2 separate regions of the Mus musculus genome follow, and region 2 is linked to region 1. Evidence: chromatin loops called from intact Hi-C (ENCODE). Cell type or tissue: left cerebral cortex. All regions are shown on one strand. Links, peaks and the distances in the headings refer to the core of each region. The heading gives the core; the rest is flanking DNA.

Region 1 (15,000 bases), core at 2,982-10,981:
GTATTGATAGGGTGGTCAGAAAGCTATCCTGTACGACCAAGCGGAAGGGATAGTGTGGCCTCTCCTGGGGTGTGGAAAGGCCAGATGGAAGATTCACAGTAATTCTCCTGCCCAGGGGAGCTGGGCAGAACATCTTGTTGGAAGTGGCATTTGGGCTGGGACCAGTGGGACAGCTAAGAGGCTGCCAGGCGGATGGAGCGGGGACATCACTGGAGGTGGGTGGAGCAGACAGCCTGCATTAAGCCTGATACATTTAAGGAAATTTGTGGAGGAGAAAAAGGGTTGGGCACAACCATAGTTTCCTATACGCTTGGTGCTTCCAAATACCCAATCAGGGTCTAGTACTTAGCAGAGTGGCTGTAGCTCTCTGGATCTGTTCCCCTGAAGTGCATGGAGAAAGACAGTGGGATGCAGTCTGTCTGAGATGCTCAAGAGGTCCTGGGAACTCTGGTGCCCTTCATCCAATCCTTCCCTGCTTCCATCCTTTTGGCCTGCCCCTCCCCCAGGGAACCTATAGCTTGCCCTGATTTCCCCGAGGCCACTGAGGCCCCAGCCAGGGAGGCCCTCCTCAGGGGGTGCTACCAGCCCTAATTGCACAGTGCATTCCTGGGAGTGATTTAGCAGGGCCAATTAGGAGAGGCCCTCATCAAGTGGGTGAGAGAGGAAGCGCCACCGGCCACTCCGGGGCCAGCTTTCCTGCTTTCTTTGGGAGAGTGACATGGGTAAATGAAGGCGAGATTGATGGCTCCACGCCGCGTGCTCTGTGACAAAGGAGGTTGGTAAACTCTTGGTGAACTCCCCTGGCATTCAGCTGTTGGTGTGTGTCCCTTAGTGGTGCAGCTAGGCAGCCTGGGCAGGCTCCTTCCCTTCCTGTCTCCCCTCCTCACCTCTTTATGCCCCTCGCTCCTCCGCTGTCTATTCTGAGGCAGCACCAGGCCCCTCCCTCCGCTGGCCCTTTGACTGGAGTAGACAGGACACTCCAGCCCCAGCCAGAGAACCAGGGAGGAAAGACCAGCAGTGAGGATGCCCCGCAGAGCCAAGCATTTGGAGCCCTGGGAAATCACCTCAAGGCTAAGAAACCATAGAGACCTCCCTGTGGCGTAAATGAGGGAATGGAGTTATCTGACAGCCCTGCCTGTCACCTAGCAGTTGAGACCCATTTCCTGACTTGTCCAGCTTCCTTGACAGCTGCAACTAGTGGGGCACCCACTTAGGGCCACCTGAAAGATAAAATGTTGTGTTCACGGGTCGCCAAAAGGAGGGCGGACCTGCCTGCTTGGTGACTGGTTGAAGGGGGCCTTCCCTTTGCTCTGAGGTAGGGGTTGGGGTGGGGGATGGGGAGCGCAAGGGATGCAAAGGTCTGAACAGGAAGTGCATCTTTAGATATGCCCTATCCACTTAAAGTAATGACCCTCACTGGTCTCCTTGGTTCTCGTGGCCTCCAGGGTGTGCTTCCCAGGCCCGACTTCCCCCTTCTTATGTGCAGAACTGCCTCTTTGAAAAGCCTCATGTGGCAAAAGGGGACAGAGGCTGTGCTTCAGCTCCAGGGACATTGTCACAGCCTGGGACATTGGCAGGCTCCAAAGAACACTTCCTGCTTCAGCGGGTATATACGACACCTCTCTAGAGCGTGTGACCACTGCAGGAGTCCTTAAACATGGGATGGAAGGGATCTTAAAGTCTTTCTCTGTATACCTACTCCCTGTACAGGACCCTCTTTGTGACAGACATGGGGGTATAGACACAAAATAGTTTGCCACACTGTCCCTGCCACCTAGTGGCAACAGGCCATTGTGGTTGGAGGATTTGGAAGCCAAGGATAATGAGAATTAAAAGACAACATTTAAGGAAGAATTCTTGTTCTTCTCAGCCATCAGAGGACACCGGGAAGTCAGGGATGGATATAGTCGAGTCTGTTCAGCAGGTGGGAGGATTGGGACGATTTGCTCAGAGCCCTGTCAGGCCTTAGAGTACAGGGGTGAGATCTGGAACTTTGCATGCAGGTGTTTGCTTTGCCCTTTCTGGGACTGGAGTAGTCCTCCATGCCCTGGGCTTGTTATTAGCATCAGCCCCCAGAAGGCCCTGGGATAGAGTCATGGCCCTATTTGCCAAGTACTGAGTGACATCAGGAAAGTATGCCCTCCACTTGGCTTATGGGCAGCTCAGAAACACGAGGGACCCTTGCTGTTCCTCCATGGAAAAAGAGCTGACCATCTCAGGCTACACTCACCTCCCAGCCCCTTCCTCCCAAGGCCAAGTCATGGCTGTTTGTTTGCCCTTTCATGTCCCTTGGGGATAGCTTCATAGTTACCCCTCTGCCTCTGTCCCTATACTGGAGGCTGGGTAGTCTCTGAAGAATAGAAGTTTCTTTAGCTCTTGGTTCTGGAGCTGGGTAGTGCAATAGTCAGTCCAGTGTTGGTTTCTGATATGGACTTTCTTGCTTCATCTATCTTGCCTGGTCAAGGGGATCGCACAGTCAGATAGCAAGCATGCTAGATCAAGTTTCTCTCCCACTTACAAAGCCAGTACTGTCCCGAGGTATCCACCTTGATGACCTCATGACATATAATTAACTCCCATAAGTCCCTGCCTCCATATTATTGGCACATGAGATTTGGAGTTGAGTTTCCAATACATGTAATTGAGGGCACATGTTGAAATCCCATTACCATTCATTTGCATTGAGAAAATTAATTCACAGAGGCGGGGAGGGACTGTGCTATGCGCGTGGAGGTCATCAGAGGACAACTTGCTGGTTCTTCCTTTACTCCCACATAAAGTCCAGGGACTAAACTCAGTTCATCAGGGTTGGTAGCAAGTGCCTCTACCCTCTGAGTGGTCTCACGGGCCGCCTGACTCAGCTCATGCTTAAAGGCTCACGTGGTGTCTAGCAAGATGGCTCATACCTGTAATCCCAGCTCAGCACTCTGGGAGCTGAGGCAGGAGGATTGCCAAGAATTTCAGGCCAACCCTGGCTACAGAGTGAGCCCCCCCCCCCCGGCCTCCCAAAGCCTTAAGTGGAAAGAGCAGTTAAGATGTGAGACCACCAGGAAGGACAGCAAGAGGCTGAGTAAGGCTGAGGGGCCGTGGATGGAGACTGCTGTGTCTGTGAGCAGATGCCAGCTCTGCCTGAGATGCTGGAGGTCCTGGCCAACGTGACTGGTGACAGTTTGACCTGGGAGATGGCTCTATGAGCAAACATGTCCCCAACACGGGGGCTGGGTGACCCTTCTTCAGGATATCGGTTTGAGAGCCTGAGTCCAGGGCTCCTGACCCACCCACCCCGTGAGCCACCCTGCCACTGTCTGTATTAAGACCAGAATCAGCACCGAGTTTTGCTCACTCCCCAGGCCTTAGTCTCTATCCATCACAGCCCTTCATCAGCCACTCTTCCTGTCCTAGCTTCGAGTTCCCACCCAATGCATAAATAAGCCTTAGCAGTGCTGAGAGCCTTGTCAGAGGCTCAGCAGAGAGAGAGGACTGGGGGAGGAAAGGCTCTGCGGAGTAACTGTCCCAAGTCTGCTGTGCTGGAGACAGAGCAGCTAAGCACCTGGCCCTGCGCCACACTCCTGTAGCTTCTGTCTCTATGGTGGCAGCTTCTGGGGCCTCTCAGAAGGAGGAAGGTGGAGAACAAGAAGGGGGACAGACCTGTCCCTTCATAACTGGTCTCTGTACGGCTTCCTACTCCTATGGGAATAGGAGAGCCTGTATCCTTAGTCTAGAACATTTTCTTCCAGAGATTACAAGTAACTCAGTAACATTGTCTCCTGCTGTCCTCGATAGAGTTTTTGGAGTCTTGGTAATGAATGGCCATTGAGGCCCTGCCTTAGTTGCTCACAGCAGAGGGGTGGGGTGGGATAGTAGGGTAAGTAGCCCTCACTCCATTGAGGAACTCAGGGTGCCAGCCTGCCTGTGTGGCCTGTAGGGCTAAGGAAATGGAGAGGTGTCTCTTGAGTGTGGGTGCCCTGGCGTCTGTGACCTCTTAAGCAGGCAAAGCTTTAATCCTTCTGCTGTTTACTGCCATCTGGGAGAAGAGGGAAGCTCTTTAAAGAGATAGCAGGTGGGGCACCAGACTCTGTCCTCTGAAAGACCGTCGTCTCAGTAATAGAGCCGTGTAATATCAATTCTGGGAACAGACCAAGGGCAGATGATTTGGGGGGGGGGGTTGTCAGTGGGGAAGAGAGAAGAGTTAGTGTGAGCTTTGCTCGTCCAGGACTGCTTTGTGTCTAGGTGGCTGAGCTCTGGACCATGGGCTTTGTGGGCTGTTCACAGAGCCTGAAGGTGTGTGGCAGGTGTGTGACAAAGTCTCAAGAAGCTCTCCTAGCCTGGGTCCAGCTCTCCCAGCTCCGCGTGGGCCTGAGACCCACTGGGGGCACTGGCCTAGCTTAATCTACCCCAGCCTGCCACATGAGTGGTCACTACTGCTGTGCCTGGCTGTCCCCCTCTGTAAGGCACTGATTACTACCCACATGGAACTCAGGCAGGCCAGCGAGCTCTCAAGTCCAGATCCTCTAGGCTAAGTCATTGAGTTAAATGCCATTTGCTCTCAAAGTCTGTTGAGTCCATCTATGCTGGGGAAAGGGGGTGGGGGAGGTGGGTGGGAAAGTACCACCCAATTCCCTTCCAGTCATAAAAATGGATGCAATTTATTTTTTCTGGCATTCCAATTACATAGATGTTTGTCGCCAGCTGTTCCAACATGGAGCCTCCTCTCAGCTGCTGTTTCTTCTCTCACATTTGACACCGTTAGGCCACAAGTCTGGCAAGGCCTGGCTTGGAGGGATCATTAGCTGGGAAGCCTCCCAGGTGAGCTCTGGCCGGCTTTCCTTGCAGTGGCCTGTGATGTTACTTGGGTGGTCTGAGGTCGGGTAGAGGCTGGGGTGCTGCTACCCCAGCTCTGTGGATCAGAACTCTGCCTTTCACCCTGTAGTGCTGGGTGTGAATAGAGAGAGAGAGACTCAGAGCCTTGAGCGAGAAAAAAAAAGCAACTGCCCTGCATGCTCAGACATGAGACCCATCTCTGTTGCAAGAACTCACTGTGCTTAGGATGTGGATGGTTCAGAAGGGTGGCTGTGTAGAGTTGGGGTGAAACACCCCCCCCCCCCCGAGAGCTCTACACCTCTCATGGGTGTTGCCTTCTCTGGCATGCTTAATTGTGAAGTAAACAAAACAGGATGTTGGGACGGGACAAGGTGTTAAATCCTGGCATTCGTACTTCTTCTTGGTGACCCTGGATTTGTTACTTAACCTCTTTGGTCCCCAGGACTCTCCCCCCATAAAGCAGGAACATCATACCTTCCTTTCTGCCTTGCTGAGGAGATTAAACAAAACCCTGTGTCAGAAGGGGTTGCCCTTTTCTCAGAAAGGGAATCTCTGAATGTACAGCCACAAAATGACAAGTTCATATTTAGTCCTGGGAAGGAACATCTCAAGACAGGGAAGGTACCCAGGGTGGACAGATGGGGATCTTTCAGGTTAGGGATTCTCGAATCTCTAGCACTTGAATCTGAAGCGCTGATCCTGCCCTTTAAAGTGAGGCCAGCAAGCAGCCAGTCCATAAATCCCCGATTTCAAAAGACGTGGATCTATATCAAGAAATCTAGGCAACATTTGGCTCAAAAGAATGCCAATAAACAGACCGCCATCAACAGACACCATCCATATGGTGAGGTATACTGTGCACCAAGCACTGTATCTACCATCTCTACTCCTTGTCAGTAATACTCCTGGAGTCGGAAGCAGTGCCCCCTGGCCCCCATTGCACAGAAGGGAAACTGAGGCCAAGAGAAAGCCATGTGCCTTAGGGCTAGGAACTAGGTTTCCCTTTCTTTGGTTGAAAACCCACAACCTCTTTTCCCCTGAAGATTGCCCAGGAGTGCCCCCCCACCCCCACCCCCCAGCCAGCACGCTATGGCTATGTCCTGTGCTATACCCACTTGGAACCCTTATGTAAATAGGCATCTGCAGCACGTGGAGGTTCCATTTAGCTGCAGGGAGCCAATAGCCCGCTGGTGGTGGCAAGGAGTGGGGTGGGCCTGGATTCGGGGCGGGGGAGGGGGTGTCATCAGCTTCGAGTACCCCCAGGGCTGCGCCGCCAGTGAGGCCTGACACCGGGTTAAGTCGCCTGGCGGCCTCCGGCTGCAGCTGGGAGCGCCGCCTGGTTCCCATTCGGTGCTGTGGTTTTGATTAGCTGCTGGGAGAGGCCTGCCTGCCTGCAAGTCTATGGGAGCTCCGCAGGAACAGCGGGTCCCCCCCCCCAGGCCGCCCGCCCCCCCTCCTGGCAACCCCAGACTCCAGATGTTCCGAGCGCTCGCTGGGAAGGCCTGCTGGCGCCACGGAGGGCAGAGGGCAGGGAAAGCACGCGAGCTGGAAGCCCAAGAACTCAGTCACCGCAGGCCTTGGCAGCTCGCCCAGCCCTCCGCTGGCACATTCCCCAGCTCTCCCCTGGCCATCTGTTCCCAGAAAGCCCTTTCAGAACCTCATCATCACTCAGGATACAACAGCGCGAGCAGCTGGTTTGGAGGCAACAGCGAAAACCGTGCAAAAGGTTCTTTGTGAGAGAGGAAACTCGCTTATGAATAACAGGGCTGGATGCCGTAAAACTTGGCGGCTGCAGTTCGTGTTTCTCAGGCGCCGCTGTTTGCTCTTGACTTTTTATCTCTGGTTTTTATCCACCCCCCCCCCCCCGCCACCCCCTTGTTTGCTTTCAGTGTTGTTTCTTCCTCTTCTGACACCAGGTGTCATTTCTTACTTCTTTGGAGTACCTGAAGGCCACCTAATTAGTTCTTAGGATATTGACAACTTTTTTTTTAAAGCTCAAAGCTGTTAATCCGGGGAATAGTGGACTGTTTTCCTCTGGGCTGGAAGAGACAGGCAAGCAAGAGGGTCAGGGAGTCTAATGGGAGGACAGTAGCTAAGGAGATGGTTCAATGGGTAAAGGGCTTGCTATGAAAAGGTGAGGACCAGCGTTCCCACCCCAGTAGACTCATAAAAAACTGAGTGTGGCAGCATGTGACAATGAAATGACAAGGTTCAGGGAGAAACCCTGTCTCAAAAAGAAAGGAAATATTGTCCAGAGGTAAGTGAGGAAGATACTCTGATGTTTGTCCTTGTGTACGTGTGCGTGTGTCTGGATGTGTGTCTGGATCAGTGTGGCCAGGTCCTGACCTGTAATTGCTGAGGTCATCTTCAAAAGTGTGGCCTGGTAACTTGTCATGGTTGGAGTTCTAACCAAATAGTAGCATTGAGCTGCAAAGTCATCCCACTGTTACCCTGACTGACCCCAGCTTCCAGAAGAAGCAAGCACTGTGTCTGCAGGGGCTGGGGTGAGACCTGCAGAAGACAGAGGAGGGAAGAGACAGAGACACATCCATTGGCTCATCAGAGGGGCGGCACAGAGGAGCTTTTGGGAGAACAGTGGTAGCCGTAAACACCCCAGTGCCTGGGCCCCCACAGCTGACTGAGGCATGACGTGAGGCCTTTTTAAAGAACCGGCTGCCGCCACTGTCGCCAAAGGCTTCTGGGACATGTCTGCTCAGAATCTGGGCACCTTCTGGGAACAGTCACCAGGTGGCCTGTCCTGGGCTGTGGGATCCTGGGGCAGGACTAGCAGCTGGGATGAAAAGAGAGAGAAGCAGGGATTCCTGTCTTCCTGGTACCCCTTGAGACAGGGAATGGGGTCAAGACTGCCCCGGAGTGGATGGCCAGGGTGTGCTTCTGGTATTAGTGCTGTGATGGGTTTGGGGCAGGGGACAGGGGACAGGGTTTTCCTTCCTCAGGTCCCTGCATTTCTCTGTCATTAGCTCCCTTCCTGCTGTCCCTTCAGACCCCAGAGCCAGCAGGCCCCTCACTTAGCAGTATGAAGTGACTGCCAGTGGCTTGCTTTTCCCAAGCCTCCCATTTGGGTCCCGTTTCTTCTGTGCTTTCTTCAAATCCCTCACCCCTTTCTTCCTGTCTTTTCCACTGTTTTCCACCCACCTACACTTGGGCAGACAGGGCAGGACCAAACGTTTATTTTATCATAATTTCAGGGTCATTAATCTCATGTCCAGAGAGGCTTGGCGCCAGCCCTTGGGCCCTCCCTGTGTGGCTTCTGGTGGCGGGGGGAGTCGGGGTCTCAGTGGTGCTTTGGGGACCATGAGATCTTGTTCAAGAGTCTCAGGCTTGGCTGGAGAGTGGTTTCAGAAGTTAAGAGCACTGGCTCATCTTCCAGAGGGCCAGGGTTCAGTCCACAGCCCCCACATATTCTCCATAGGCATAGGTCAGACTCAACAGAACACCCTACTGTCTGTACCCTGACCCCTGTTGACCCAGACGCAGCCACCTGGGTATCTTGTCCCTTGTATCTCAGTGTTCACAGAGCGCCTGGCCAGGAGCTCCTGCTTCGTGCACATGTTTGCTTGTTTATTATAACTGTGTTCCTAGCCATTTGATCTCGCTCTGCCTTACTTTGACCCATTGAGGAAGGCCCAGTTTCTCCATGAAGCCCCCACCCCCCCGCCCCAATCTCTCCTCCAGTTTCTTCATGGGTCCTGGAGAGCAGCCTGTTCCTGCTCTGGGGATCCATGTTTCTTTTTCTTTGCTCCCCATGACTACACAGTGGCTGCCATAGTTTCAAGGCACTTCATTCTCAACAAGACCAGGATGACGGCTTCTTTTCATTAGTGCAGTCTGTCCTAGATAGATCCCTCCTTCTCTGAGGACTTGTTCCCATTGAACCTGAGAAAAGCATCTGAGCTTGTCTACTGGGAGGGCAGCCGAGCAGTCCCCACATAGCCTAGCCCAGGAGACTTGACTCCAGTTGTGACAGGGTGTTTTTCTTCTTCGTGGAGCCAACCAGTGTTATAGCCCTGGGCACAGTGGCAGAAAACTGTTTCCCTGGCTTCTTTAATCTTACTTATGTCCTTACAAAGCTGGTGCCACAGCCCCATTTTCCACTGGTGACATTCAGGTCCCTTGAACACAGTGACCTCTTGGCTCATTACAGGGGATAGTTGCTTACAGTCTGCCAAATCCTCTCACATTATTTTTTAAAAGTCCCACCACCCTTTGAGATTTCTATTGCTTACAGGCTCAAGATAACACAGTCTTCCCCGTGGCCTCCGCAGGGTAGGGCCGGGCAGGACTTACGCAGGGTGCTACACCAGGTTACCGCCACCCTAGATACACCCCTCTCTCTGGACCACCTAGCAGTGTTCGTTCCGGGGCTAGGAACCTGTATTTCAGCACAGCTTTTTGTGTATGCCCTGAGCTCTGGTACTTGCCTTCAGCAGGCAGCACCTTCCTCCCAAAATACAGATACAGCTGCCCAGAGACCAGGGGGCCCGGAGGGCACAACAGCTGTGAAAAGGTTTTCTGAAATGCAAGTCAGAAGGGGCCCTGGAGGGCATGGCTGCTCCATCTGAAAAGTGACCAGAAGCCAAGTGTCAGACTAGCCTGGGGTGTTTCCCAAGAACTTGACTCTGATAGAGGAAGAAATCTCAAGTCCAACTTTCTCTTTGTTAATAGCTTGCTCTCTCTCTCTCTCTCTCTCTCTCTCTCTCTCTCTCTCTCTCTCTGTGTGTGTGTGTGTGTGTGTGTGTGTCCGTGTCCCCATGCCAGGTGTATGGCACATCTGTCAGGATCAGATGGAGGTTTCCTGCAGGATATACCAACAGAAGCCTGTTCGCTGATGGTTTTACAAGCCCTCCATCCATCAGGAATCTTAGAAATGGTTGCACCATGGCAGGGAGGACAGAGACACATGCGTGCCATCACAAGGAACAAGGCACTCAGAGCCCACCTGGGGGTGGTGACAGCCACTTCTGGGAGTCCCCCTCCCACCACAGGCTCTGATGCTCTCCTGGTCCCTAACACCCTGAACAGGAAGGACATGGGTTGGTACCAGAAGGATTCTTTGCAAAAGGGCGGACCACTTTGTACTTTCCTCCACCTGCACGTGTTAATTTTAACTTACACGTATTTACATTTTGAACCATGTAACTCCAAACTTGCTCCAGACTTGGTGGAGTATGACCTCCTGTCTTCATCTCCCTAGTGCTGAGATTACAGACAGTTCCAACCCAGCCGGTTTCTGCCATGCTGGGCACGGGACTGGGGCTTTGTGCATGCTAGGCAAACACTTGCTAACTGAGCTATACGACCAGCCCATAAAATTTTTACTTCAGTCTTTTTAGATCCCTATGCAGAGAATGATGAAGATGACCAAAAGGGCCCTGCACTTTATTTAAGCCTAAGTAAGTGCCCTGCTCTGCTGGGTTTGGCTCTAGGAATACTTCTGTAAATAAAACAAACAGAGGCCCCACCCTGGCGATCAGAGCTAAATGACACGAAAGTGATAGCTAACAGTGCAGAGGAGGGCTCTCTTGGACAGGAGTTTGTTGTAGATGCTGACCTTGTGACCTGGACTCCCAGGTGCCTGGGATCGAAGCAGCGACACAGAAACAACCTGTTGTATCAAGGCCAGCTCTGGGAGCAGGGGCAGAGGTGACCAGGGCCACAGAGTCAGGGAAGGAGAATGGTAATGGTGACGGCCCAGAAGTGGAGGCTATTTAGTGTTAGGGCAAAGAGTCCCATAAGGGGCAGGGACCCAGGGACCTGTGCGGACGGGTGATGCTCATGGCCTTGACCTTGAGTTGCCCAGGAAGAGTCAGCTGACTTGCTTAGGTAGTCGAATGGATCTCAGAATTCTAACACAGACTTTCTGATGCCACTGCTTGGCACCGTTAACCTCTATATTATATTGCCTGCTGGGCAGGTCCTTCCGCCTCCCCCGCTCTCTGACACACACACACACACACACACACACACACACACACACACACACATATCTATGAAAGGAAGGAAAGAGTCACTTCCCTCATCTCGTTCTCAACCTTTCCTTAGTGTAGTTGGAACCTCCTTTTACGGTGTAATTGATAAAGTGTCAGGGAATAAAAAGCCCTAATGAGAAGATGACCCTACCTGTAACCACATCCCACAGTGGCTCCAGATTCTAGCTAAGGCATGGGTGTATTTAGAAGAGACAAGAAAAAGGGTATCTCTTGTTAAAACTGCATTTTCGAGCTAGGGATAGTTCGGTTAGTAGTGTTTGTCTAACATGCAGAAACTCCGAGTTTGACGCCCAGCATCACAGAAAAAGGACTCATACCTGCAATTGGGAGATAGAGGCAGGAGGAACAAAAGTTCAGTGTCATTCTCTGCTATATAGCAAGTTTGAGGCTACCAAAGACTATTAGTGAGAGAGCCTGTCTCAAAAACTAAATAATTAAGGAAGCAACTCCTCCCCTGCCCCAAACAAACCCCCTGTGTGTGCATGGAACTCCAACTGCTTTTGCTGAAATCATTTGATTATTTGGGCTGCTTGGGGATCATGGCTTTTCCCAACTGCAACACACACACAGAGACACACATGCACACACAGGCACGCACACACTGGTGCACACACACACACACACACACACACTGGCAGAAGCACACATGCATGCCCCATTGGTGCTGCTCTGTGCCTAGCAGGCTCCCTCATGCATCCTTTGGGTACAGACTGAGATCTTTGCAGAGGCCTTCTGGCCAGCATGGATTGGTTTATGTGGCGTTGCCTCCTTGCCCCTGCTGACACTTGGCTAGAAGGATTATGGAGGGGAGGTGTTGAGAGATGCAGAGTCACAGTAATCCATCTCAGGCAGATGGCTCAGGGACCTGACGTCCTGCTCACTAGTGAAGAGATGAGTGTCTGTAGGCCAGGCTTAGAATCTGCTGTACCCAAGAACCATGATGTGAGGCAAGAGAAGTAACTGATCTGACAGTGATGGCTGTCTCCAAGGAGACACCGTAACCCTCCCTTTATCTGGCAGACTGTAAAAATACTGAGTCCCACGAAATTGGAATTTCCCCAGTTGTCTCCCACTGGGAGAAAGAAAGAGATTAGGGTGTACATACGTATATGGAGTGTCTGTGGGGTCAGGCCCACTTGGGGAGACTGAGGACTGGGGCTTTTCCGCTAGTCTGGGCTCTGTCCACCCAGCTCTGCTTCTCTCCAGCCTGGTGCCTCAGGGAACAGTCCAGAACTCTGGGGGCTGCAGGACTGAAGACAACTGGGAAGCCGCAGCTGCTAGGCCCCATAGCCTTGCCTGGACCAGCCCTTCCCTTGCAGGGCACCGTACCAAGAAAGACAGATAGACTGACAGACACAGAGAGACAAACATGGAAGAAGCCAAGAAAGAGTTGGCTCAGGAGACACAGGCAGAGCTCTGAGAGAGCAACAGATCGGCAGCCAGAGAAGAGACGTCAGCATGGCGTGGCTGTCCTCTGCGGGCCCAGGGGGCTCCTGGTAGGCTCTCGTCCTAACTTTGGGTGTGCCAAGCCTCTTGAGCTCCCAGCCAGGAGAAGGAAAAGGCTGGAGCCTTGTCTCCCAGGAAGAGATTTCACATAGCTCTGACAGCTTGTCAGAGCACTTTTCCAAGAGAGAATGGAGCTGAGGTAACGATGATGACCAGGACCACAGATTGTACAGGACTGATCTGTTATGTTCACCCCCAGCCCTCTCTATTTAAACCCAAACTTCATGTCAGGGCCCTTTGGGGGCCGCGGAACCTCTTTTTCATTCCTCTTTGCACCTTTAATAAGTCTCTTTCTGTTCGTCACTGTCACTAGCTGCTTAATTGGCCCAAAGATGGCAAGTGTCGGAAACTGGCTTGTCAGAGCGGCCAGTGGCCAGGCTCTGTCCACAGCACAGGGTGGACCTTGTAGGCTTCTGTGTCTTCGTCTGCCGAATGGATGCAGTGACATACACTTCCCAAGGCTTGTCCCTTGTCAGTGTGAGCATCGGAATGAAGTGAGGTTCCTGGCACATGGCCGCTTTTCTCAAAATGACAGCACTGAGCCTCAATCCCTCACTTCCCTGCTAGGCTGTGGGAAGATCAGGGCATCTCAGGCAGTGCCCCTTGGGAGGGGTAGAGGTGTGGGTGGGTGAGCCGCCCCACTATCAGTAACCCAGAAAGATGGAGGACACTGGGAATTAAGTGCTTTTGGGAGCTGGGAGCAACAGATCCTTCTTCCAGGTGGGAGCCGGTGGGCTGAGAGAGTGGACCTGAACAGACCTTCCATGTTCTGTAAGGGGTGGAGGCAGAAAAGGCACAGGCCACAGTCCCCCGCTGGAGTTTGCATGTTCATGGGTAGGATATTTCCATCGGTCTCCAGAGCTGGTAGCAATGAACCGGTTGCCTTCGATTTAGCTCTACCTTTGACACATCAGCACAGGGAGGGGTTTTGTCAGCCACCTGCCCTCAGCTTCCAGCATTTAGCAACTGTTGAGCAACTGTCGATTCTTACTGCTGGGAAAGCCCCTCTTTGAACCACCCTCTGGCCTAGAGGTTTGGGCTGAATGGTTGTCTTTAGCAAAGGAAGGGTTTGCCCTGCTGGATCCAATAGTCTTAGTCAGGGCCTGGGACCTGCGGGTTACATACACTAGCCTAGAATCCAGGATGACGGCTTTCTCTTTGGGGAACAGTCTTGGGGAATACAGGGGACTGAACAGAGTTGAGATGTCTCATCTCCCATGAGATGAGACAGGAAGCAGGACAGGGCCTCCAACTCAGTGTCTGTCACCAACCAACTTGCTATGTGACAGCAACTCACCACAACTGGTTGAGTGAATAGGTTCTCCCCAGCCTGACTCTCGGATTCACAAAGGCTATGACTTCGATGCCTGCCCTTAGGAGCTTTGAGGATCCTTCTAGCCAGGACACAGGGGGAACGGCAGACTCCTATCACGTCTGTGTCACATCCTGCTCCTGAATTCTCTGTCTGCTTCATGGTGCCCAGGTTGGGTAGGACAGAGTGGCTGGAGATGGGTTGACTCTTGCTTGTTTCCAGTTCCCTGGGAAATTTGGAGGCCAGAAGCTCATGGACTGAGAACAAATCTGTAAGTCCCGGCTCAGCAACAGTTGCTCTCTGACTTCTGCTGGCGAGCCAGGGCGAGGAGATGGCTCAGCATTCCCAGTGGGTTGCCTCTAAGCCTTAGAACCCAGTTCCACCGCAGGAGGAAGGAGAGACCCAGCTTCTGCAGGCTGAGGTTGCTCAGGGTCACAGGGGGAAACATATCTAAAGGGCAGTCACAGTTACACAATTACATAGTTCTACCTGAGAGTGGAGGAATGTCCTGTGGTAAGAGAGAGCTGCAGTGGGCTCAACAATCAAACCAGGCCTGCCGGAATAGCCAAAAGCAGCAATATGCCATTGTATTTGCTTTCTTGCCTTCTGTTTCAACTGATTGGTCCAGAGGAAGAAACCAACTAAACACTGAAGCTAGCTAGTGTCAGCTTCCTTGGCTGGTCTGGGGCATACCGGGAGCTGGGCATCAATTGTGAGCCCAGTCTTGAGAACCGGCCAGGTTTGTAGCTAGAGCCAGACTGCCCTGGCCACCTTCACAGTGTGGGCCAGGAGAATGGTCCCGGTCTTCCACTCCTTCTCCAGACCATAGTCAAGCTGGATGAGGAAGGAGCTCCAGCTCCAGTCCATGGCAGGGCCCGCCCAGGCAGCCAGCTAGATGACGTGGCTGTAAACCATGCTGTGGACCACAGACCCAGTGCCATCCCCGTGGGCCTGCCTTCTGCTTCTTAATCCTTCTTCTCAGACTCAGTAACAAAAAGCAGATCTCTGTGGGGGCCAGCCATGTCCAATGGGCCAGGAGAATGTAAGCCTGGGATTAACCACATCAAGATCCTGCCGGCCTCTCACTTTTCCTTTCCCCCTGCTTAGCCACTATTAGCAGGACCAGCCTTCCTCCCCCATGTCCTGGCTCACTCACCCTGCTTGGACCCTGTATGCAGCCTGGCTCCAACCTCTTATTTTGGATCTTGGACCACATCTTGGCTATGCTCCTGTCAGTGTCCTGGGGCCTCCAAGGCCAGACATACAAAGGTCTGTGGTTAGCAGCCCTCCAGCCTCATGGATTGGCTCCTGCCCCCTTGCTGTTCAAGGCAGTCTTCAGCAGGAGCAGCT
Region 2 (15,000 bases), core at 4,371-12,370, 56 kb before region 1:
TTGCCCAAGTCTCTAGGTACAATCTCTAGCACAAGGAGAAACATCGTTAACATTTGGGAAAGTGGTCCTGCTGGGGCCCAGGGCTCTTCCACTGAACTACAACCGCAGCACCTCACCCCATGTATTTCTGATTTTTTAAAAGGTTGTTTCTTTTCACATTTATTTTCTTTTCTGTGTAGGGTGTTTTGTTTGCATATAATTCTGTGCACCATGTGTGTGCAGTGCTCTTAAATCTCCCGAAACTGGGGTTAAAAGATGGCTGTGAGCCATTCTGTCGGTGCTGGGAATTGAACCCAGGACCTCTGGAAGAGCAGCCAGTGCTCTCAACCATTGAACCAGCCCCATGTGTGATGTCTTTTAATGTTTGTAATTATTGAAAATGGAAAAATATTAAGAGCAAGCATACATATAGATGTCCTTTAAAAGATACTGTGTGAAGCTGGGGTTGTAGCTCAGTCGGTAAAGTGCTTGCCCTCGAGCCGTAGGTGTAATCGGGAGTTCACAGACCTGGGCGTGGCAGCACATGCCTGATATCCCAGCACTCAGGAGGCGAAGGAAGTATCAGAAGCTCAAGATTATCTTAAAATAAAACCCCAAACCAAACCAAATATTACAATAACAATAACAAAAGACCACACCAGAATAGTGTGTGTGTGCGCATATGTGTGTGTGTGTGTGGGGGGGGGCATAATTACAAAGTAAGCTATGTCTTAATTACTGAAGCTCAGACCCCTTAAACATCAGTTTAGAGTTTCTACTCTTCTCTCCCATCTTCATAGCTAATGAAAAACACCTAATGTTGACCTTTATCACAACTCAAGGTAGAAAAGAGGGAAATATTTGGTTATGCACTCGGTAAGTCAGATAATGAAGGCCCATTTGATCTTTGGACTGAAGAGCAGAACACACATTATGTGGATTAAATTTGTCCTAGTTCTGGAATCTTCTGACCATAATAGAAAAAAAAGAAGAAGAAGAAGAAGAAGAAGCAGCAGCAGCAGCAGCAGCTCTGGCTTCTATTTCTACTTTTCGGGGATCTGAAAAGCCTGGTCTTAAGGGCCACAGGCATTAACTTCCTGTTGTCACAGGCTGGTCCCCCAGTGCTATCGTTCCAGGGACTAGTGTCCATAGCTCTCGATCAGGCTATGTCAGCTAACAGGGGTCCTACTGCTTTAGTGGCTAACTAGCCCTTTTAGACAGAGGGAATCACCAAGGAACTCTCTGGCTTCCAAATCCTGCAGTTTAAGTTAGGCACAGGCTCTGACCACAAATAGCTGCTTCCAGAGTCTGGGTTTGAGATGACAAGAATCAGAACAAGGTGCTGGACTGAGCTGGGGGCACTGAGAGGCAGTCCCCGAGTCTGTCTGTCTGTCTGTCTGTCTGTCTGTCTCTATTTTCACCTCTGTCTCTCTGTCTGTCTTTGTCTCTCTGTCTGTCTCTGTCTCTTTCTGTGCATGTGCTAAAGTTTGGACCCCTAGCCTTGTACATGCTAGGCAAGTATACTACCACCAAGCTTCATCTCCAGTCCTGTTCCCCACTTAGAGTTTGGTACAAATATTCACTGAAACCTGGAGTAGAGCCGTGCTCTGGAGGCCATTCCTCCCTAGGTTTCTATTTCCAGAGCTGCAGATGTCCTTGGAGGGCACTGGCACCTGTGCCCCTGCATCCTGCTCACCTAAGCAAGTTGTTTTAGGTTGGAGGTTCTCTTCTTCCCTCCTTCCTTCTCTCCTTCCCTTCTTCCCTTTCTTTCTTCCTTTGACTGGGTCTCGTGTATCTCAGGCTTCAAGCTCACTATGTAGCTGAGGCTGACCTTGAACCTCTGACTCTCTTGCCTCCACTTCCTGAGTGCTAAGATTGTAGGCTTGTACCACCGTGCCCAGCCTACTTGGAGATTCCAACTTAATGATATTTCCCCCTTCTAGACAAAGTCAATCCTGGGGCACCTGAGACCCCCTCTTGCTGCTGTGATGTACCCCACTTGATCCCTGAGAGGAAACAAGTCCTAAGAAAGTATAGAATAGAAACATGAACAGAGACAAACCTCAAGGACAATGTCTGAGAGTTCTTACACACACACACACACACACACACACACACACACACACACACACACACACACACACACCCTTAGTACTTAGAAGTACATAGGATAGGCACCAGGGACCGGCCCAGGAATCCCATCCTGGCTGAGTGACTCTAAACTGGAGCCTGCTTTCTCGGGACTTTGGTGATCTGAACCCTGAAAGAGATGGAAGCTGAGGAGTTCTTTCTGGGCTTTCTGCTTCTGGCTGGCTCCTCCATTTTGTGGCACCAGGAGCCCTCTGACAGAGGCAGAAGGAAGCCAGGCCCATTTCTGGAGGACTTGAAGGTGTTTGCTCTTGGCTGTGGCTCTAGGGAGAAATTGTCTTTTCACTGTCTGCAATTAGGGCTGAGTCAGACATGAACTAGCCATGTGTTAAAATAAGCGCCGGTGTTTCTGAGAAGGGAAGTCCCAGAGCCGGCCAGGCCGGGATTAGCTGCTGATAAGGGGCCTGGCATTGTTCTATCCGTCCCCTGAGACCCACACCACATCCTAGAAGAGAAGCCAGGTCCCTTGGCTGGGACAGTTGTGGGCAGAGCTGGAAGGCTTGTCCTGCAGGCCATCTGTGGCTGTGGCTGCGGCTGTGCGGAGTCAGGGCAGCACAATGGTCAGGCATAGAACTTACCCTGGGTGCAACTTTGCTGTTGTAGCCTGGGCCCTGTCTTGTCACGTAGACAATTCTTACTCCTAGACCAGCATAGAGGCAAGTGGAGACCATGAGTCAACCAGCCATGTGTAAGTCCAGCAACCCAGGCCAGCCACATCCCTAACCCCAAGGTCAAAGCAAGAGCCAAGGAATGGGGAGGGAGAGGGAGACCTCTCCAGTTTAGACTCTTCAGTCTTAAGAAACAAAGGCGACAGGAATGTGAGGAAACCACTGTTTACATGGTTCTCATGAGTGGTCCACTCAAACGTGTCCTAACGCACTTCTGGACTGAGCGCGGAGGGGGCGGTGTGCTGAGGTGGGAACCGGAGATGGGGGTGGAGGACTCCGTGTTCTTGGGAAGTTGTGCGGAGGAGGCCAGCTCTTTCCCCTTCGGCTGCTCTGAGCTTCAGTGGGGGCCCGAGGAGGAGGGCAGAAAGGGTCCTGGTGGAACAACAAGGGCCTGGATTACGTTTCCAGCCAGGAAGGTGGGTAGGAGGGCAGTGAGCATCGAGGTTGGTTGAGGGCAGGTGACCACCCGGGGAGTCTGGGGGTAGAAGGACTTGGAGAGAGATGCATGGAACCAGAGAGTAAGGTTTTGAACCCAGCTCCCAGCAGGCGAAGATATTCCTTGGAAATAAAGTTGTCCATTTTGATCACCCCCATCCATGACCCCAATGCTGCCTCTTCACAAGGCTGCATTAAGCTTTTCAAGGCCTTCTGGAAACAGAACGTGCTCCCAGCTACACAGAGATCCTCCCTCTCAGTCCTCGATTCTAGGGAATAAATGTGACTGGCCCCGAGAGCCACAGGCTTGGCCAGCTGACGCAAGCCCACAGGAACAAGGGTAACCCTTCTAGCTCCTCGGTGGCCGAAGCAGTTTTTACAGCCCAAAGAGGCAAAATGGGAACTAAGGGTTGAGAGTGGGCAAGGAAACCACCTCAGGGAGAGAGAGCAGGGGAGGACTGGAGTTACCGTCTCCGGACAGAGCATGCCCACATCCAAAGCTTTTTCAAATGATCCAAACTCCTGGCTTGAGAGGTGGCTCAGGGGTTAAGAGCACCCGCTGCTCTTGCAGAGGGCCCAGGTTTGATTCTCAGCCCCTAACCGGCAGCTCATGAACACCCAAGACTCCAATTTCAGATCTGATACCCTCTTCTGGCCGCCTTGGGCACTGCATGCATGTGATGCATAAATATGTACGCAGACAAAACACTCCTACATAAAAGTGTACTGGAATTTGTGTGTAATCCCAGCACTTGGGAAGTTGGGGCAAGAGGATCAGGATTTGGCTACATACCAAGTTTGAGTTTGTGCTACATGAGATGCTGCCTCAAAACAACAATAACAACAACAACATAAGACAAGCAAATAAATAGAATTCCAATGAAGACACTCTACAATCTATTTGCCAACAATTAATATAGAAAAATGTCTAACTCCTTTAGGAGGCCATTTTAAAGATTTTACTTCTCTCTCTCTCTCTATGTATGTATGTATGTATGTATGTATGTGTGCCCGTACGTGTGTAGGGTGGAGTCTGATGCTGGGTCCCATCTTCCACTGGCCTAGCTAGTTTTATGTCAACTGAAGCCATTTGTGAAGAGGGAACCTCAGTTGATAAAATGTCCTCTCCACACTGGCCTGTGGGCAAGTCTGTGGGGCATTTTCTTGACTGATGATTGATGTGGGGAGGCTCAGCTCACTGGAGATGGTGCCAACCCTGGGCCCATGGTCCTGGGCCCAATAGGAAAGCAGGCTGAATGAGCCACGAGGAGCAAGCCAGGAAGCAGCCGTCCTCTGTGGTCTCTGCGTCAGTTCCTGCCTTAGGTTCTAGCCCTGATGAATGATAATTAGGACGCAGAAGCTGAAATAAACCCTTTCCTCCCCAAGTTGCTTTTGGTCATGTGTCTTCTCACAGCTATGAGAACCCTGACTAAGATACCTACCTAATCAATGAGGTGGGGTTTCCAGTCAGACCCAGGGCTTTGAAGATATAATTTGTCTTACCCGCCATCTTGTCTGGGGGTCCCCAACCTGCCTTTGGAGGCTAGAATTATAGGCAGGTTGCTACAGACACTCAGAATTGGCACTGAGTACCCAAACTCTGGCCCTCAGACATATATGGCAAGTGTTTTAAGCACTGAGCCATCCTCCTGGCCTTGAAGCGGGGCATTGAAGAGCAACATTTTGGTTCTCTAAGCCATTGACACCAAACTCTCAGCGATGGCACATAAACGCCCTGGTTATCCCACACACAATGTTGATCTGGGGATAGACATCAGCCTTTCACACACACCCCACCCCACCCCTCCATTACAGACCTATTAGAGGTATTTGGAGGTTGCCAGCAGAAGTGGATGCGGGGCCTTGGATTCTGAGAGCTGACACCTGACAGTCTTGGGGCACAGAGGAGTCTGTAGTCACCTCCTTTCCTTTTCTTTCTTTTTAAATATGTACTTTACATGTCTGGTGGGTGCCTGGTTGTCTGCATGGACCCCATGTGGGTGCAAATCCCTTTGGAGGCCATAAAAGGGCACCAAGATTCACTAGAACTGGGGTTACAGGCAGTTGTAAGCTACCCGATGTGGGTGCAAGGAACCAAGCCCAGGCCTTCTGTAGGAGCACCAGCTCACCCACAGCAGTTACATTTCTGTCTGCAAAGCCAGCAGGCCCCAGGAGGTCAGCTGGATTCTACCTCAGCAAGGCATTCAGGAGGTAAAAAAATGGAAGCAGTACTCACACACCCAGAGCACAGCTTACTCTGGTGGTGCTGATGAAGGGCGAGGCACCCTCCGCTGAGGGTCAGAATAGCCCAGCTCCCCACATTGGGCACTGACCCCAGCCCACCCCCACCCCCTTCCCAAGCTGTTCCAAGCCTGGGGCCCTGCCCTGTCCCAGGGAACTCTGGCTTTTCTCACACCCACACTTGCACATTCATAAGCAAGGCAAAGAAAGAAAGCAGGTATTGTTCGAATTCATAGCAGGTTATATTCTAGGAAAAGGTGGTGTAAGTGGAAAAGATAAAAACTGGATTGATTTCCCCACAGAAACAATACCAAGATGAGAAATCCTGAGCTAGGGAAAGAATTCTATGAAAAAAAAAAAAAAAGTCCTGACCTGGTCATGAAAACCCCCTTAGGCAACACAGTGAGAAATTAGGGCCGAGACATAACTAACCAAAAGAAGGTCACTCTCCACGTAAGACACCACAGGTGCTTATGCGGGGCCAATAGGCCATCAGTTGCAGGCAGTACAAGTTCTTTGTTGGAAAAAATCTAAATGAGAGAGGTATGCCCTCAACGTGGCGGCACATTGGTGTCACCCAGAGGAGCTGTCAATACCGTTTGCCTTGGGTTATCGAGACCAGATATCCTGATCTACTGGTTTATGCCTTGAAGCAAGATGTCGCTGTGTAGCCCAGGCTGGTCTTAAGTGAACTCTAATTTTTTAAAACTTTTATTTTTGTGTGTATAGGGGTGGGGAGTGCTGGGGTTACAAATGTGTGCCACCATGCCCCATTTACGTGGTGTGGATGTATTTGTGTGTGCTAGGCAAATATTTGGTCAACTGAGTCCTCCCCCTCTCCTAACCTGTATACTCTTCCCACGTGCTGTAATCAAATTAGTAGGAGCCCTTCTCCCCTTCCCTTCTTGGTGTGTGCGTGGGGGGGCACTTTGGGAGTCATCCTTCACTTCTCTACCTTACTCACTGAGGCAGGGTCTTTCAATCAAACGCAGAGCTTGAAGGCATGGTTAATCTCAACAGCCAGCTTGCTTTGCCTACAGTGGCTGGAACTACAGGTGAGCCGTCACCATCACCGCATAGGCCCTGGGGATTCAACTCCAGTTCTCACACTTTCCAGGCAAGCACTTTAACCACAGGGTCATTTCTGCAGCCCCAGAAGGAGCCCTTCTAAGTGTCCTCTCTGACCTGCTCTGTTGGCAGAAGCCTTCTCCCCTGAGCAGGCCTGTCTGGTGGCTGCCTCAGGCAACTGAGGGGAGCTGGGAGCTCTGCTCAGAACGCAAGACCAAGGAAGGTTAGTTTGGGTTCCTGGGTCCTCAAGCCTTCATTGCATGAGGATGGAGTGCTGTCTGGGATGGGTGTGGTGGGTGGGGTCGGCTGTGAGGTCTGGTAAGTGAACTGGGCATGCCCCGTAATCAGGGTGGTGGTGGGGGAGGGGCAGGAAGATGGGTAGACAAGACTGACCAAACAAGAGCTGGCTCCATGGGATCTCAGCTGAGGCAGGCCACTTACCAGGCTAAATTACTGTGCTTCTAAATCCAAGGTCACAAACCACGAAGCACGGAGTCCTTCTCCCCGGCCTCCCAAGAGCAGGTGACAGAGATTAGGTAATGAGGATTAGATTAGTGGTTGTTCGACTCCTAACCATTTCCCTTGTGTGTGGATTCTGATGGAAGAAGAGACCAAACCTTTCTTCTTTGGGTCTCTAACTTTGTTTAAGTTCACCTGTAAACTCCCCATGTGCTCCCAGGAGAGACTCCTAGCCTCCCTGGGCCACAGTCTCTTTGTCTCTGAGAATGGGGACAACATGCCCATGTCCTATATGCCCCCAGAAGTGTCGGGAATGGGGAGGACTGAAGGATGGCATCTGTGTGAGCTGTGAGGATGGAGGGGGGTGCAGAGGAGACTGGAAACCAGGCATCCCAGGCTAGGGTTGGTGATACCAATAGTGCAGTGGGGAGAACTTTCTAGAATGTGCTCTCTACACATTTCTCCATCTGTGGGCACTGGAAACCTTTACCTTGCACTGTTTTAGAGAGCTGTCAACAGACCACGACGGCAGCAGCTTTTGCCTGCCCCACCCCCTCCGGGCTGCCTGGTTGTCAGCACCTGTGCCAGGCAGGCCTCACACCAGTATACTGTCAGGCTCCAGTGGGGAACAGATTCCAAGCTGAGCCTCCTAGAGAACCCGCAGCCTGCTAGGGGCACTATGGCTTCTGGTGAATGTGAGGAACTTGAGAGGCGGCTGGGCCACAGTCATCAGAATTGGTCAAGGATATTTTGCTAGCTCTTGAGCCACAGTTGCTTCACACACTGTGTTTTGAAACTTGCCTTTGCTTTCAGTCTTTGTTCCACTCAAAAAATATTTACCAAGGGCTGACATGGCCTCTGTACAGCTTGCAACTCAGTGACTAAGTAAACATGAAAAGAGTGTGATGAGAACCTAGGAGCTGAGCCGAACAAGGAGCGGTGGTAGGGTGCGTGGGCGCCCTCCCTGAGCTGGATCACTGAAGCTGGTGAGGAGACGGAAGGTGATGACTGTGTGGGAAAGTATTTTAGGCAGAAGGTGGAGGACAGAGGACAACCTTGTGTGTTATTTACTCAATCACTGCCATCTTTTTTGAGACAGTGTTCCCCACTGCCCTGACACTTGTCAATAGGCTAGATTTGCCGGCCCGTGAGATCTGCAGGGATCTTCTGGGATAACAGGTGCTGGCTGCCATGCCTCGCTCTGCGGGCTTTGGGAACCCAACTCGGTGCTTGCGCTTGGCACTTTGTTGACTAACTCCCCCACTCCAACCCGAGTTTGGATTTTCTTCCATGTACCACAGGAAGTGCTGTGGGGTCTTAGGGAACTATGTGGATTTGATCCACGTTCCCCAAAGGCTACCTGCCACCCTGCGTGGTCAGAACGATAGAAGCCCATCCAGAATGGTGTTCAGGAGACTGGCTGACTGAGCCAAGAGGGCACTTTAGACAGGGCGAGCAGGTTGTGCTTCGGTAACAAACAACCTCTGATTTTAATGACTTACTAAATACTCATTTGCTTTCATGGGTCAGCAGAGGGGTTCTGATCATCTTAGCCACGTAGGGGCTCCAAGGGCAAGTCTTCCTCTTGAACCCAGCTCCCATAATCTGTAGGGCGGGAGGGAGAAAGCCGTGGGATTCACCATCAGATGTGAAGATAGAACCACACAGGCACATCTAACTTCAAAGGAGGGGCAAAAGACCATGCTGAACGAGACCCACTGGCGGGGAGAGTCTGAGTGACTTCCAGGTTCAGGAGCAGGTGTCAGATGGCCCCCGTGGTGTGAAATGGGTTCACGCCCATTGTAGTAAGGTGGGAATTGGGATAAAGGGTTTGGGCCAGGGCAGGCTCCAGTCTGGCTACTGGCTTTTGCAAATCTAAAGTTCAATGAAGAGGTCTAGGCTGGAAACGAATTTGGGTGTTATCAGCTACAGGCAGTGGTTAGGACTTTGGACATAGATGGTTCTCAGGCCCTTGGGTTGAGTCTGGCCATTCACCGTAGGTGCCTCTGGTCCTTGGGACTCAGCCAGGGACTGTATGATGTCACTGCTTCCTGGGTTCGCTTGCTTGCAGGGAGCAGATGGTCTGGCTTCTCACCCAGTGCAGTTGTGTGAGCGCAGTCCTGAAACACACTTGTGTGTGAGCATATGTCCTGTGAGTTTTGCTTCCCCGGAGAATACTCTCCCCCCAACGTTCTTATCAGTTTGCATTTCCACCACCGATATTTAAGATTCCTATTACCCCATCCCTCACCCACACTAAAAAGTATTGGAAGCCTCAAGGCTGGGATGCTAAAACTTCAACCAGTGCTATGGAAGGGGAGAGATAAGGAAGTGGGCCGAGTGGTTGGGAACTGGGTTTCAGTTAGTGACTAGTATGGAGGTCAAGGGCAAACTGTTTAACATCCATGACGATTGATCTTCATATCTGCAGAGGGGATGATGGCACCTTTCACTATAGACTCATTAGTGTCAAAAATCAGAGCTGTCTCTAGCTAGCTTAAAGGAGCAAGTGGTTCATCGGAAGGGCCTCGGGTGGCCCATGGTTTCTGAGGCAGAGAAGGTTACTCAGCCCCAGGAAGGGCCTGGAAAGACAGGTCCAGGATGACCAATACTGAGACCAAACTTCTATGCACCTTGGTGCATCCTCTGTGCCTACGGCACTCAGTCCTTAAAATTCCAAATGTCGTGTTCTGGGGCTTTTGAGAATGCAATAAAACTAGATGATTAGGCAGAGAGCCTGGAGCATGGTGAGCTGGGCACCGTTCCACCCTGGCTGGAGCCCTGAGGACGGTCCTAGGTCCAGGGTGTTGTGGCACCTGTTGTGCAGGGAGATGTTCTATCTGCCAAATTCACGCAGTCTTTATGAGAATTATGGGTTCCCTCTGGAGACCTTTAGAGGCCAGCAGATGTGGTTCTCTGTCCCTTTCCCTCTCCCTGTTCCCCTCCCCTCCCCTCCCCTCCCCTCCCCTCCCCCTCCCCTCTCTCATTTTCTTTCTCTCTCTCCTCCCCTCCAAGACAGGATTTCTCTGTGTAGCCCTGGGTGTCTTGGACTCACTTTGCAGATCAGGCTACCTCCTGAGTGCTGGGATTAACTTCACAGAAATGATCCTCAGTGCTCGGGTCACAATACAGGAATCAGGCTGGTTAGTTAGTTAGTTAGTTCTTTTGTTTTCTGGAGGATGGCTTTCTTTGATGTTGTTGTTGTTGTTTGAGGCAGGGTTTCTCTGTATTGCCCTGGCTGTCCTGGAACTCACTCTGTAGACCAGGCTGGCCTCGAACTCAGAAATCTGCCTGCCTCTGCCTCCCAAGTGCTGGGATTACAGGCACGCACCACCACGCCCGGCTGGAGGATGGCTTTCATGCCTTTGTTTTGAGAGAGGTTTGATGCAGTTAAACCAAGTCTTCTCCATGCAGGGCCTGTGCTGGAGAAGTGCCTGATGCTGCAGACAAATATCTTAGTCCCAGTGTCTCTCTTTTTCAGTCACTTTAATTTGTTTAATTCCATAATGAACTTTCACTAGTGGACCTAAGATGACCCACGTAGCTTTTAACAATTAAATTAGCAGAAAAATGAAATAAAAAAGACTTACACAGTATAAAGTTTTTTCTTTTGAGACAGGGCCTCACATAGGAGAAGACTTGAACCTGATATTTATCTGAGGTTCAATTTGAATTTTCGATCTTCCCACCTCCACATCCTCACTGCTGGGGCTACAGCTATGCACCGTCACATCTGGCCAGACCTTATTTTTAATGATTGAGGTTAACAAGCACGAAGTTGTTTGTCAAATTAACATCAGTTTTTAAAGCTTCCTGGACCTGGATGAGGCCTGGCAGCGAAGCCTGCATCTTCCCTGCCCCAGACAGAACCTGGAGGGCATTCCTTGCTTTAGATTAGCCAAATTCAGTTTACATCTCTGGACACTCTTTTTTTCCTTTGAGTTAGAGTTTCATGTATCTCCGGCTGGTCTTGAACTTACTATGTAGCTAAGAAGGATCTTGAACTCCTAATTCTGCCACCACCTCCAAAGTGTGGGGATAACTGTCATTCACCACTGTCCCCAGATCTGTTATGCTGGAGAGCAAGCCGAGACCTTCATGCATGCTAAGCGAGCCCTCCACCAACTCACCTACATTCCCAGCACTGGTACTCCTCTGTCTCTGTCTCTCTGTGTCTCTGTCTGTCTCTGTCTCTCTTTCTGTGTCTCTCTTTCTTTTTGTGTCTCTGTGTCTCTGTCTGTCTGTCTCTCTCTCTCTCTGTGTGTGTGTGTGTCTATGTGTGTGTGATAGATGTCCTGTGGCTGTATGCAGATGCGGGTCAGGTATATAGGTCATAAGTTGACATCTGATGTCTTACTTTGCCACTCTCCACCTTTTTTGAAACAGGACCTCTCCCTGACACTTAGCTCCCTGATTCAGCTAAGCTTTCTGGTCAATGGTCCCAGGGTCTGCCCATCTCTACCCCTATTCCTCAGGGCAGGGTCCCAGACACAGGCATCCACGCCTGGCTTTTAGATGATTGTGGCTCACTCGGGTCCTCATGCTTGAGCGGCAGTACTCTCTGACTGCGCCATCTGCCTAGCCCTTCCCTATTCTTAGAGGGAACCTGATGATCTTAGCCTGTGCCAGATGTCAGTAGAGACAGTAGCACTGAGAACCCATCTTACTTGGGGAGGCTTCACTTGTGGCCGGCTAAACCTGTGGAGAGATCCCCAGTGTTTTTACTCTGTGAGTATGATCTCCCTTAAACAGAATCTAGACACCTGCATCTCCTGGTTCATGTTCAGGATTTTGAGCCCACTGTGTGTGATGCAGAGTGTCAGCTGGGGCAGTGACTTAGCTAACACGAGAACACCAGGGGCACTGGTTTCCGGAGTTGCCATGGGAACCAGTTTCATGGTAGGCTGGTTCAGCAGTGGGCTCCTAGCCATTTTCTGGAAGCCCACCTAACGCCTGTTTTCCTAGAGCTTTCTAATATTTCCTGCCAGACTGAGGATTGAACTCAGGGCTTCTTCATGCATAGTACAAAGTGTCCTATCACTGACCTACAATCCGGCCTTTTAGTAGGTCATAATAGAACCACTTCTCCTCCAGCTAGAGTTGCTTCTGTTGTCTTCAACCCATAAACCTTAAGCATCCCCTCCGTGTTGGAGGATGAGCCTGAGAAGGGGTGTTGTGAGCTGAGGGTCCATGGGGAGTTGTCTAGCGTGACATAACCCTACTGGGATGCTTTGAAGATGAATCGTAGGTACATGTCTAATGAAACTGTGTCATTATAAGTTCTCAGTGAATAGCTGAGGGGGCTATGATGAACTGCTGCATTCTGTCCCTTGAGTAGCTCTGAGATTTCCAATGGTGCCTTTTTGTTGAAACTTGTCTCCCATACTGGACCAAAGGCTGCTATAGTGCATCTTCTTAAGGGTTTGGTAGGACCAAGAACTGACCAGGGGTTTCAGAGACTCGAAGAAGAGCAGAAGCCACGTTGGGGATGGCAAAGCAGACACAGGCATAAATCTTAGATTCTTTGAATCATTACAAAAATTGTCACCTCCCTTACTGTCATGGTACCTGCCTTCAAGAGCCTCTTCAGGTCAGGTTTTTTTTTTGTTTTTTTGTTTGTTTGTTTGTTTGTTTTAAATGATGTAACTACCCTTCCTCTCTGTTCGCAGTGCCTAGTTAATCATTTCTGCACAACTCACACTCACTCGCATGCACACATGAACACATGCATACACACAAGTCTTGCTGATGCTCCCTCTGGCTGTCAGCATGCTAACAACAAAACCCAGGAGGCACGAGAAGTAGCCTTGGGTGCTGTAGGTCCCACATCCTGGGGCTCTTGCCTTCTGTCCTGCAGACTGCAGGCTTTCTGTACTATGGGGCAGCTAAGAGCCATAGAACTGAAATGTGGATCATTCAGATGGTTTCCCCGTCTTCCCCTTCTCCGTCATCCTCGTTTCTTTTCCTTCTCATCCTCCATTTCTCCTCTTCCTCTTCCTGCCTGCTTCTCCCCTTCTTCTGCCCCCTTGCTCTCACACTCGCTCATTCTCCCCACCTCCCTCTGCTTCTAGTTTTTCTTTTTTCTTTTCCTCCACCAGGATTAGCAAAACAAAAACCCATCCAAGCCAGAAACCCTTAAATCAGACAAACAGGCAGGGATTTTCTGAAGTGCTGGGTTGGCTTCTTTGCCACTTCTGTTTGATGTCTGTCAGTCCATCTATGCAGAAGGATGGAGCAGATCTTCTTTGATGAGGAGGAATGAACATACACCAGAGCCAATGGTAAGTAAAGGACCAGTATCAAAGACCTTTCCCTCGGCGTCAACCACTTTGTGCAAGCACACAAGCGTGTGTGAATGTGGAGGCCTGATGCCTCTTGTGTGAGTCCTTGAGGAACTCCGCTCTGACAGGGTCTCTCACCCAGACCTGGGGCTTGCTAGCTGCTCCCTGGCTGGCCAGTGAGCTCCAGAAATGTGCTTGTCTCTATCCCCTAGCCCTGGGATTACAAGCGTGTTCCATCTTGTCCATCTTTTTATATGGGTTAGATTCAAAGCCAGGTGCTTATGCACATCTTCACACTCTGCCCACCTCACTCGTTTGACCTGTGAGTGACAGGCAGCACAGCTGTCCTCACGCTGGCCGTGGAAGTGATGCTGGAAGTGATGCTGGAAGTGATGCTGGAAAGCTTGCTGCAGTCAGTGTGACCACTGAGGATTATCCAGAGTATTAAGCAACAAGGCAAATATATTTTGGTGGGAAAGTGTGGGAAATTTTTAGAAAGCAAACTGTTATTGAGCCAGGTGCATGCTAGGACTTAGGAGGCGGAAGCAGGAGTTTCGGGGGGTTTAAGATCTTCCTCACAGAAGTCCTTAGGAAGTGTCACCAGCAAGCCTTGCAACATCATTGGCTGCACTGTCATTGGGCCACAGTGAATTTGCAGCAGGTCTTAATTAGAAGGCGGGTGCTTACTACAGCTCACCTCTAGCTCTGGTGGGAGCGGGATGCTTCATCAGGGGTGAACGGAGTTCTTACCAAGTCCGCTCTCCCAGAGGGCACTGCAGGGACTTCACCAGCACAGTGATGAGACCATTCAACTACATACCAAACTAGAAGACTGGGGATGGAGCACAAGCCTTACCTCCACACCAGATAGAAACCAGCCTGGTCTACACAGCAGACTCTAGGCTGGCTTGGGTATGTAGTAAGATCTGTTGCGGGAGGGGGTAGTGCTGGGCTACATTCCCTGGGACCTGTCTCTTCTATATCTGGGTAGAGTGGCTAGCTGAGACAGTGGACATCACGAATATAGCTATGGTAAGTGCCTGGCGGCTTCCCTGGGCTGTGCCTTCATCGTCATCCTGGGTTCTGCGGCTGGGCCGCCCTATCCTTCCTGTTTCCTGGCTCTCTTTCTAGGCTTTGTTTCTTGCTTTGGTAGAGCACACCCCCCCAGTAGCTTCTAGAAAAAGGGTGGCCACTAGGTCAATGTTGGGGGAACTTGCTTATCTGAAAATGCCCTTTAATTCTATTTTATTGGCAGTTGGCTGGGCATATGGTCTAGACTGGAGATAATCTTTCTTGCAAAGTGGCTTCATTGTCTCCTTGCTCAGAGTGGCTGCTGGGCAGCCAGACACTGATCTGCAGGGAGTCTATGTCACGTGTTCTCTTCCCTCTGGAGTGTGTTGAATCAAATCATCCCCATCTTCCAGGGTCCTGAAATCTCACGGCACTGCACCTGAGTTACGTGTGTTTTACTCACTTTTTCTGGGTGCACGGAAGCCTTTTCATCTAAAAATGCACAGACTTCAATTTCTGAATCCCATTTTTAACTGTTTTTATTGGTTTCTTCCTCCCCCCCTTATATCCTAGAATGAAAAATGATTGACTTGGGTGTTGGCCTTCCTGGATTCTGTCTGTTTTCATTCCTCCTCCTCCTTCTCCTCCTCCTCCTCCTCCTCCTTTCCTGTTTTCATTGTTCCTATTATCAACATTATTATTGTTTAGCT

Evidence for each region. Peaks named below come from ENCODE experiments on the same cell type or tissue, not always from the same donor. Only the 100,000 strongest peaks of a DNase experiment are listed, where the experiment ranks them.
Region 2: a loop joins it to region 1, with 1.8 times the contacts of the local background. A loop is called at or near these places in 5 of 42 quality-filtered maps.

What each region holds. Positions count from the first base shown.
Region 1 is chr6:72,208,247-72,223,246 of GRCm38, reverse strand. All of the region lies in intron 2 of Atoh8 (atonal bHLH transcription factor 8), which reads left to right. Among named protein-coding and RNA genes, the nearest start is that of Gm52906, 16 kb to the left of the region's middle. RefSeq lists an enhancer at 4,419-8,061. In left cerebral cortex, for the core only: a CTCF peak has its summit at 6,159; DNase peaks (open chromatin) are centred at 3,505, 5,675, 6,446 and 7,492; H3K4me3 peaks cover 423 bases; H3K27ac peaks cover 760 bases.
Region 2 is chr6:72,265,215-72,280,214 of GRCm38, reverse strand. No RefSeq gene overlaps it. Among named protein-coding and RNA genes, the nearest start is that of Gm30782, 18 kb to the right of the region's middle. In left cerebral cortex, for the core only: no CTCF peak of the experiment used is centred there; DNase peaks (open chromatin) are centred at 7,958 and 9,083.